Linked DNA regions of Homo sapiens: all the other regions are linked to region 2. A link is a contact called in ENCODE Hi-C or POLR2A ChIA-PET data. All regions are on one chromosome and are shown on one strand. The core of a region is the stretch at or near the end of the contact, and the rest is flanking DNA. Distances in the headings are between cores, read along the strand shown. Region 1 holds the start of ZNF730 (zinc finger protein 730). Region 2 holds the start of LINC01224 (long intergenic non-protein coding RNA 1224). Region 3 holds the start of ZNF675 (zinc finger protein 675).

The links. A loop is a pair of places that touch in the nucleus more often than their neighbours do. ChIA-PET counts read pairs that join two places held with the same protein, here RNA polymerase II (POLR2A). Pooled maps may share reads with other maps.
Region 1: POLR2A ChIA-PET joins it to region 2 with 11 read pairs in WTC11. The contact joins the promoter of ZNF730 here to the promoter of LINC01224 in region 2. POLR2A ChIA-PET finds 5 or more read pairs at or near these places in 4 of 52 experiments (H1, HepG2 and WTC11).
Region 3: POLR2A ChIA-PET joins it to region 2 with 25 read pairs in WTC11. The contact joins the promoter of ZNF675 here to the promoter of LINC01224 in region 2. A Hi-C loop is called at or near these places in 1 of 50 pooled maps. POLR2A ChIA-PET finds 5 or more read pairs at or near these places in 6 of 52 experiments (H1, OCI-LY7, SK-N-SH and 1 more).

What each region holds. Positions count from the first base shown.
Region 1 is chr19:23,115,348-23,118,593 of GRCh38, reverse strand. It overlaps ZNF730 (zinc finger protein 730), which reads right to left and starts at 1,569. Exons shown (of 4, transcript NM_001277403.2): 1 at 1,418-1,569. The coding sequence starts at 1,420.
Region 2 is chr19:23,414,824-23,417,911 of GRCh38, reverse strand. It overlaps LINC01224 (long intergenic non-protein coding RNA 1224), which reads left to right and starts at 1,838. Exons shown (of 5, transcript NR_126449.1): 1 at 1,838-2,018. All of the region lies in intron 2 of LOC105372335 (a long non-coding RNA gene), which reads right to left. RefSeq lists enhancers at 1,558-2,213, 2,214-2,871.
Region 3 is chr19:23,685,838-23,689,133 of GRCh38, reverse strand. It overlaps ZNF675 (zinc finger protein 675), which reads left to right and starts at 1,922. Exons shown (of 4, transcript NM_138330.3): 1 at 1,922-2,103. The coding sequence starts at 2,101. RefSeq lists enhancers at 1,655-1,704, 1,995-2,384, 2,516-3,296.

The sequences.
Region 1 (3,246 bases), core at 320-2,819, 300 kb after region 2:
CCCAGGGCATCCACCTGCTCTCTTGAGAGACTACACTTCATACCTCTTGTTGTCCTGTGAGAGAAAATGACCCAGAAGCTAATAATCATCAAACACTCTAGCAGACATAGCCATGGTGTGTACCCTGGTTTATTCACAGCCAGTACTGAAAACCAGGACCAGGAAAAAACTAAAGGGTGGCTGAGAATACATCATCCCATAAAAATTAAAAAAACAAAAAAAAAAAACAAAAAACAAACTTGACCCCAAAACACTTTCACAAGATCTCTGTGCCTAGGGGAGACAAAAGAAAAAGAGGCACAGAGATTTTTTTACAATACAGTGTCAGGGAATTAGTTTTGGTTTATTTTCATGGGCGATATTTACAAACAGAAAACAAATCTTTTTAAATGTCCCACCCAATGGTTTGTAAAAAAATAATTAAAATACAGTATCAAAAATGTACCCTAAAGGACAAACAGATAATAATGTGAATTAGAGAGGGAAAGTTGGCATTTGGGATAATCAGAAGAAACTGGAAATTTAGTATTTTACTGCAAGACAGAGTTAGGCTGGAGGAATGGGGGTTGAGGGGTAGACTTGAGACCCCGTTTGAGAAACATGAAAAAAAAATGCAGAAGATCAGTCTCCTGTGGAGTGTGAAAATAGTTAAGTGACAGGCAATTCGAGGTACGTGGCTGCGATGCCTGGATTCCTACTTTAAAAAAAAATGTAACTCAAATGTATTTTTTTGTAAATTACTACATTAAGGAAAACAAAATTTAGGCGTAACAAACTATAAACTGCCTATTAAGCTCTGATTACATAACCAGAAAATTTGTACGCTCAAGGTGCAAATTTAGAAACTATGTAACTGTACCTAACCGATTACTGAATTTGGGTTTTTGCATCATGCATCTTATGAAAGTCTTTCCTTCAAGCCCGTCCCATGGATAACAAGCTACACCCCATAACTGGGTGCTCTACAATTTTAGAATCATTCTTTAATTAAATTCTTTAATATTTTGGTGATGACTCCCATAAATTTTTAACAGAAGGAAAGAGGAATTGGGAACGCCACAGACCAAAGCTCTTCCCATTCATGAACCCGCAGCCCGAGTCAGGATTCTCCTCTGACGATCCTCTCTGGTTCCTGCATAATCTGGGAGAGACGCAGCGCTGCGGGTGCAGAGCTGCCCAGAGAGGGCTCCAGGGCAGGGCACAGTCACAGTGCAGGGAAGAGACAGGACGCCGGGGCCCCGGCTGTCAGCGCGGCCGCCATCGTATGGCTGAAGGGGACTGAGGCCGAGCTGGGCAAGAACTCTGGGCGCAGATTGTGAAGCTGACTGCGGGGAGGCCTGGGTCCCGCCACAGCCGCTTCCCACCGGTTCCAACCAGCCCCGTTCCCTCTCTCGGGATGTCGGACCGGCACTCTCACCATTTCTAGGCTTCCAGGGGGCCCTGGCGTCTTAGCTGTGGATCTCCCAATACCCGCAGGTCGCAGGGCCACACAGGCTGGGCTTCTACGTGCAGAGGACACAAAGCAGACAGACGAAAATTGGAGCTTCGGCGGCAGCGAGAAACAAAGGCCGCGCCAAATCCCGGAAGCCGCCCTGTCTGCTCCAGCTGCGGGCCTGATTGGACGGCCCCCCGCCCAGTGTCCCCGATTGGATAACGTTTAAGGCCCCGCCCCCTCAGGCCCTGAGTGACAGATGTGATCAGATGCTGGACTGAATGAAGAGTGACAGCGTAGGCTGCAGCCTTTTCGGGCAGGACTTCCTCCCTGAACTGAGACAGGCCCACCCCAGAGGGTACTGACTTTAACCTTTTGTGTAAGATCATATGTATTTATAAATAATACGCTATATGAATATTCACAAATCAAAAGAACATAGACCGGGCGCGGTGGCTCACGCCTGTAATCCCAGCACTTTGGGGGGCCGAGGCGGGTGGATCATCTGAGGTCAGGAGTTTGAGACCAGCCTGGCCAACAAGTGAAACCCCGTCTCTACTAAAAATACAAAAAAAAAAAAAAAAAAAAGTAGCTGGGAGTAGTGGCGCGCGCCTGTAATCCCAGCTACTCGGGAGGCTAAGGCAGGGGAATCGCTTGAACCCAGGAGGTGGAGGTTGCAATGAGCCGAGATCGTACCACTGAACTCCAGCCTGGTGACAGAGTGAGATGAAAGGAAGGAAGGAAAGGAGGAAGGGAGGAGGAGAGAAAGAGAGAGAGAAAAAGAAAGAAAGAAAAGAGAGAAAGAAAAGAAATAAGGAAAGAAAGGAAAGAAAGAAAGAAAAGAAAAGAAAAGAAAAGAAAAAGCAGAATAACCACAGGTAGATCACTATCTGGTGACCACCTTTCTTCCAGAGATCAGACACTGAACAAAGGATGATGGGGCCACAGGGGAAGAAAACTCTATGTCTTCAGATCTGTCCACAGTCTGGACCTCCAATGTTAGATATGAAGAAAACAGATTAAAGGCAAAATTATTTTGCTATTTGGCCTTGGCCCTAAGTGTCAGGATGTAGTTTTACGTTTTCTCCTGTGCGTGCGGGGACTAAGGACCAATCACATGCATACATATCTACATGTATTGCAGCGTTACTCAACATTATCTTACAACACATCTAACTTTAAATCAGGGGAAAATATTAGTACCTTTATGGAGCCCACTGTTAGAAGGTAACTAGTAATCAACCTGTCATTAAATCATGGCACCTATCTGCACTGGGTGCATGTATTAGTTAGCTATTGCAGCATAACCAACCATCCAAAACTTATTAGGTAATAATTGAGATGGTCAGCCATTTAGGCTGGGCTCACTGGGGCCATTCTTCTGGTCCCAGCTGAGCTCCTTCAGACATGTATCAACAACTGCTTCTTGACTAGGAAGCTGTGCTTCTGGGGGTAAGCTTCTGCTTCTGGGGGTGAGCTTCTGCTTCTGTCAACAGAGGCACTTTGCTTCTCTTCCCCACCCACCATGTTATGTTATCCTCCAGCTGGCTAACATGTGCTTTGTTCATGGAGAGGGCAGCATTCTGAAAGAAAAGCAGAAGCATTCAAGACCATTTGAGCCTAGGCCCCAAACTGGCACACGGTCATGTTCACAGGTTTCTACTGACCTGAGGAAATAAGGTCAGCCGTATCTAGGGTCTGGAAAACAGATTCCATATCTCAATGGGAACGGCTGTAAAAAAGCACGTGGCAAAGGATATAGGAGGGATGAAAAATTGCTGCAATTTCTGCAATTAGTATCATTCTGCCTTTTT
Region 2 (3,088 bases), core at 589-3,088:
GTGAGACCTTGTCTCCAAAAACAAAACAAAACAAAAAAACTTACGACCAAATTAAAATTCTAAGGTTGTGTCATATGTGTCCCCTCCCTGCCCTGTAAGCTATCACTGTTAAATATAATGGTATTGGCCGGGCACGGTGGCAAATGGCTGTAATCCCAACACTTTGGGAGGCCGAGGTGGGCGGATCACCTGAGGTCAGGAGTTCAAGACCAGCCTGACCAACACGGAGAAACCCTATCTCTACTAAAAATACAAAATTAGCCGGGCGTGGTGGCGCATTCTTATAATCCCAGCTACTCGGGAGGCTGGGAGGATTGAGGCAGGACAATCGCTTGAACCCAGGAGGTGGGGGTTGAGGTGAGCTGAGATCATGCCATTGCACTCCAGCCTGGGTAACAAAAGTGAAACACTGTCTCAAAAAAAAAAAAAAAAATATATATATATATATATATATATATATATATATATATATATATACACATACATATACATATAAAATGGGTATTGAGAAAACTGTTATATATTATTAAGAAATTCCTGGCTGGGCGCGGTGGCTCATGCCTGTATTCCCAGTACTTTGGGAGGCCGAGGCAGGTGGATCACCTGAGGTCAGGAGTTTAAGACCAGCCTGGCCAATATGATGAAACCCTGACAGACCCAGGGCATGGTGGTGGGAGCCTGTAATCCCAGCTACTCGGGAGGTTGAGGCAGGAGAATCGCTTGAACCCAGGAGAAGAAGGTTGCAGTGAGCCAAGATCACACGATTGCACTCCCTTCTGGGCAACAAAAGCAAACCTCCATCTCAAAAAAGAAAAAATTCCTATATATTCTCTAAATGAGAATAAGTTATTCTGATGTGACCCAATATTTCCTCACTCTTACCTCCATGGTCTAACCCAGCAAATCAAATCAGGACACCCACAAAGGACAGTTGGCCATTTTCAAATAGAAATAAAATAGAAAATAAAATACCCCATTAGTGACAGTAATCCAGTGATTTTAAAAAAGAGAAGTCAGATTGAGATGCAGTGCAGTCAGGGCACAATTACCCTGGAATACACACTTCACACAGAATGATTGAGAAGTCTTTCTAAAATAAACAAATTTGGGTAACATAATTTTTGCTTAACCATTCTCAGCCACCGCTTTCCCCCACCCCTGCCCCATTCCTAATGGCCATCCCACGATGTGGTCAACAGCGTGGTATAGCATGATGAGAGAGGTACTCAGGGATGGGATGAGGGTCTTTCCTGCATTATCAAAATCATTAAAAAGTTGTTAAAATATGTTCAAATGGGCCAGGCATGGTGGCTCACGCCTGTAATCCCAGCACTTTGGGAGGCTGGGGTGGGAGGATCACCTGAGGTCAGGAGTTCGAGACCAGCCTGCCCAACTTGGCGAAACCCCGTCTGTACTAAAAATACAAAAAGTAGCTGGGTGTGGTGGCATGCGCCTGTAATCCCAGCTACTCGGGAGGCTGACGCAGGAGAATCACTTGAACCTGGGAGGCAGAGGTTGCAGTGAAACAAGATCACACCATTGCACTCAAGCCTGGGCAATAAGAGCAAAACTCAGTCTCAAACAAACAAAAATAATCCAAATGTTCTTTTCTTACCCTTAAGTAGCAAATAAGATGCATTATACAAGCAGACCCAGGTAAGGGAAAGAGCAAGTTCATTTCAAGTCTCAGCTTACTTCTTAATTGGCTGTAATTCCCTATGGTTGACACTCCCTGCTTTAGCCTGTTTTCCTGGGGGTGGAGGGAGTGGTACTGGGCGAGTGCTGGTGCTTTATCGAATCAGTGGCACAGTTGGAGAGGAGGGCGTGGCATCCGGCATTTGGCGGGGCTTTTGTCTCTCGCTGCAGCCAGAGCTTGGGATCGCTTTCTGCTATTCAACGTCCTCCACCTCTGCCCCCCTCTCGCCCCAGCCGGTGACAGGCTGTTGCCCTGTGATCTGCAGGTCCTGGGACGTGCACAGACAGCTAAGATGCCAGGACATTCCAGAAGGTGGGAAAGGGTGAGTGTGAGGGGTTGAGCATCCCGAGAGGGGAGAGCTGGCTGAGAAACCGACGGGACTGGCCTCCTCACCGCTCCTGGGTTGCCGACCTGAGTCCCTGCTGGCGCAGCTCCGTCCCAGGTCCCTCTGGCCGCAAGATGGTGGCTGGGCCCGCAGCAATGACCCGCGCGTCCCGCCCAGTCCCTGCGGCGCCCTATCTGGAGCTCCCTGGGCAGCTCTGCACGCAGCCCCGAGTGTTTCCCAGATTGTTCAGGGATGCCAGGCGGGTCATCAGGGCAGAATCCCGACTCGTGTGTGCGTAGGAGGAGCTGTGGCCGGTGGGGCTCCCAGTCTCTTTTGTTAAACATTTTGTTGGTTTGTTTGAGACAAAGTCTTGCTCTGTCGCCGAGGCTGGAGTGCAATGGCGTGATCACTGCAACCTCCGCCTCCCAGGTTCAAGCGATTCTCGTGCCTAAGCCCCCCGAAAAGCTGGGATTAAAGACCTGCACCACCACGCCTGGCTGATTTTTGTATTTCTAGTAGAGAAGTGGTTTCGCCATGGTGGAAGCTGGTCTGGAACCCCTGGACTCAAGTGATCCCCCCACCGCCGCGGCCTCCCAAAGTGCTAAGATTACAAGCATGAGCCACCGCGCCCAGCTTCTTCTCTTGCAAAGTAAAGGGAGTCAACGTTAAAACGTTAACGAGTTTATCTGAGCAGTGATTAGTGAAATGGAAAGCACCCAGCCATAATATGTGGGCCACCTGAAAGGCAAAAAGGGAAGGGTTTTGAAAAGGGCGTGTGAGAAGGCAAACCAAATTCAAGAATTGGTTACAGTTTATGTAGTCACCTTATTTGTATGATTCGGGTGGAAATTTCCTGGTTATGTAATCAGAGGTTAATTGCAGGTTAAGCCTGAATTTTGTTTCTGCCTAAAATAATTTATAAGAAGTGAATCCGAGATAGGTTTTACATTTTTTACTTATGAACACAGGGCACTAGAGCCCCTTCAGTCTAATTTCCTGCTTTTTAAATAACACTCCACAGGAGGACTGGTTTTCCTCTGTGACTTCCTAATGTATGGCAAGCAGGA
Region 3 (3,296 bases), core at 673-3,172, 270 kb before region 2:
GTTATACACCTAAATTGAAGAAACAAACCTGATATTTAAGCAGACATAAATTCAGTAATAAATGTGAACTCATGGAGAACCTAGACAGCCAACAGCCACTTGCTCATTCCTGAGTTTGGAAGGGCCCTTCTGAATTGTGAGATGATGTACCCAAGGTTAAAGGTCCTGAAGTGTTCCCGAAGGACATGTTGACTCTCATACTTGGGCCAGGAATATGTCACAATATTTTCTGAGGGCAGGGACCAGACAGGAGTGTCACATCACCTAAATAGGAATATGTTACAACCTTCTCCTGACAGCAGGACACAGGCAGCAGAGTCACATCACCTGGGTGCTGAGCCCAGCAATAGGTAACAATGCTTTCTGTGGCTCAAGGCCCAGGCAGGAGAGACACATCACCTGCTACCTAGGCTTAATGATAAGTCACAATTTTTCCTGTGGGCAGAGTGCAGGGAAAAATGGACAGTTGCATCTCTTAGGTGATTGATGCAGAGATATGTCACAAGGCCCTCTGTAAAAAAGGCTCAGGCAAGGGCCTCCCATTTTATATATGTTGGGCCTAGTAATATGTTCTATTGTGCAAAATATTCTGGGCCTGGGTAAAAGAAGAGAGCCACATAACCTGAATGCAGAACTTAGCAATATGTCATGATGCACCCTGTGGGTAGCGCCAATGCAAGAAAAAAGACTCACATTACCTTTATTCTTGACTTAAAGTCTTATGTCTTGTAAGAGAATATTGAATAATGCAAAAATACATGTAGACATGTCTGCGTGTGATTGGTGCTTATACTCACACAGTTCACCACACCACAGGAGAAAACAGATAACCACAGGCTGACCGTTAGGGCCAAGGCCAAATAGCAAAATAAGTTTGCCTTTAATCTATTTTCTCCATATCTAAACATTGGAGGTTAAGACTGTGGACAGATCTGAAGATACAGAGTTTTCTTGTTTTGTGGCTTCATCATTCTTTGTTCACTGTCTGATGTTTGGAATTAAGGTGAGCAACAGGTGGGCAGCAGTAGTTAATAAAATAACCAGAGGTAACCACAGGTCGACCTGTGGTTATTTTATTCTATCTGTCCTCTGTTCTTTCTATGGTCACTAACTGTTTTTTCCTTGGAATTGAAGAGAGATGTTGGTAGAGAGAGGCTGTCCCCTCACCTCTGGCAAAAAAGGGATGTTCAGGCTCTTCTTCACCCCCCTGACATCAGAGCTGCATTTTAATGTGGCAGCTATTGGCCACGTGTGGCTACTGGGTGCCTGGAATGTGGCTGGTCTGAATTGCAATGTGTTAGGTAAAATAGAGTTATTTTCAAAGATTTAGTTCCATATATGTGTGTGTGTGTGTGTGTGTGTGTGTGTGTGTGTATACACATATATACATATATATGTGTATTTCATCAATAATTTCATATTGCTCTCATACTAAAATGATAGTACTTTGGATATATTGGGTTAGATTGTTACAATCAATTCCACTTGTTTTTTTCTTTTTAAAGTTTGACTACTAGAAAATTTAAAATTCACATGTGGCTCACATTTTATTTGAGGATTGCCTCTTTTTAAAATTCTCAGGCTGCCTACTCAAAGGACCAGAAGCCAGGAAGGTCATAAAGTCTGAAATTCTAAAATAATTATTATTATATTATTTTTCTTTGTGAGTAGCCATATATCATTTATAAATGTATATGACCTTATACACAAGGTTAAATACAAATACCCTATGGGATGGGCCTGGCTCAGCTAAAAGAGGAAGCCCCGGCTGAAAAGGCTGCAGCGCAGGCTATCAGTCTTCACTCAGCCCAGTGTCTGATCACATCTTCTGTCACTCAGGGCCTGAAGGGTCAGGACCTTAAACGTTGTCCAATCAGGCACGCTGGGCTGGGAACCGTCCAATCAGGCACGCAGCTGGAGCAGACAAGATGGCTTCCGGGATTTGGCGGCGCCTTTGTCTCTCGCTGCAGCCGGAGCTCCAGGTCTCGCTTTCATTGCTCTGTGTCCTCTGCTCCTAGAGGTCCAGCCTCTGTGGGCCTGTGACCTGCAGAAATTGAGAGATCCACAGCTAAGACTCCAGGACCCCCTGGAAGCCTAGAAATGGTGAGAGTTACGGGTGCGACATCCCGAGAGGGGGAAGGGGCTGGTTGGAACCCGTGGGAAATGGCTATGGCGGGACTCAGGCCTCCCCGCAGTCAGCTCCACAATCTGCACCCCGAGTTCTCCTTCCCCAGCTCGGCTCAGTCCCCTGCAGCCATAAGATGGCGGCGCGCTGACAGCCAGCCCCGGGGCATCCCGTCTCTTCTCTGCCTAGTGACTGTGCCCTGGCCTGTAGCCCTCTCTGGGCAGCTCTGTACCCGCAGCGCCGCATTTCTCTCAGATTGTGCAGGGACCACAGGAGGGCCGTCACCGGAGAATCCTGACTCAGGGTGCGGGTTCATTAATGGGAAGAGTTTTGGTCCGTGGGGTTCCCAGTTCCTGTTTTCTCCTATTAAAATTTTATGGGAGGGCCGGGCGCGGTGGCTCAGGTCAGTAATACCAGCACTTTGGGAGACCGAGGTGGGTGGATCACCTGAGGTCAGGAGTTCAAGACCAGCCTGACCAACATGGTGAAACCCCGTTTCTACTAAAAATACAAAATTAGCCGGGCGTGGTGGCACATGCCTGTAATCCCAGATACTCAGAAGGCTGAGGCAGGAGAACCGCTTGAACCCGGGAGGTGGCGGTTGCAGTGAGCCGAGATGACGCCATTGCACTCCAGCCTGGTTAACAAGACCGAAACTCCGTCTTAAAAAATATATAAATAAATAAGTTAAATAAATAAATAAATTATGGGGATCACCACAAAAATATTGGAGAATTTAATCAAAGAGTGATTCAAAAATTGTGGAGCATTCAGCTGTGGTTTGGAGCTTGTGACTTTATGAGAGCAGCTTGAAGGAAAGACTTTTAAAGGTACATGATGAAGAAAACCAAATTAAATAATTGGTTAGGTACAGTTCATAGTTACTTGACTTGTACAATTAAGGTGGACATTTCCTGGTTATGTAATCAGAGGTTAATTGGCAGTTTATGATTGGTTAAGCCTAAATTTTTGTTTCCCTCAATTCAGTAATTTGCAAAAAAATGCATTTGAGTTAGAGTTTTTAAAAAATAGGAACCCAGGGACTAGAGTAACCTCCGTCTAATTGCCTGCTACTTAGTTATTTTCACACTCCACAGGAGACTGATTTTCCCCTGCATTTTTCACAGTTCTCTCAAGCTGGGTCTCAAGCCTACCCCTCATCCCATTCCTC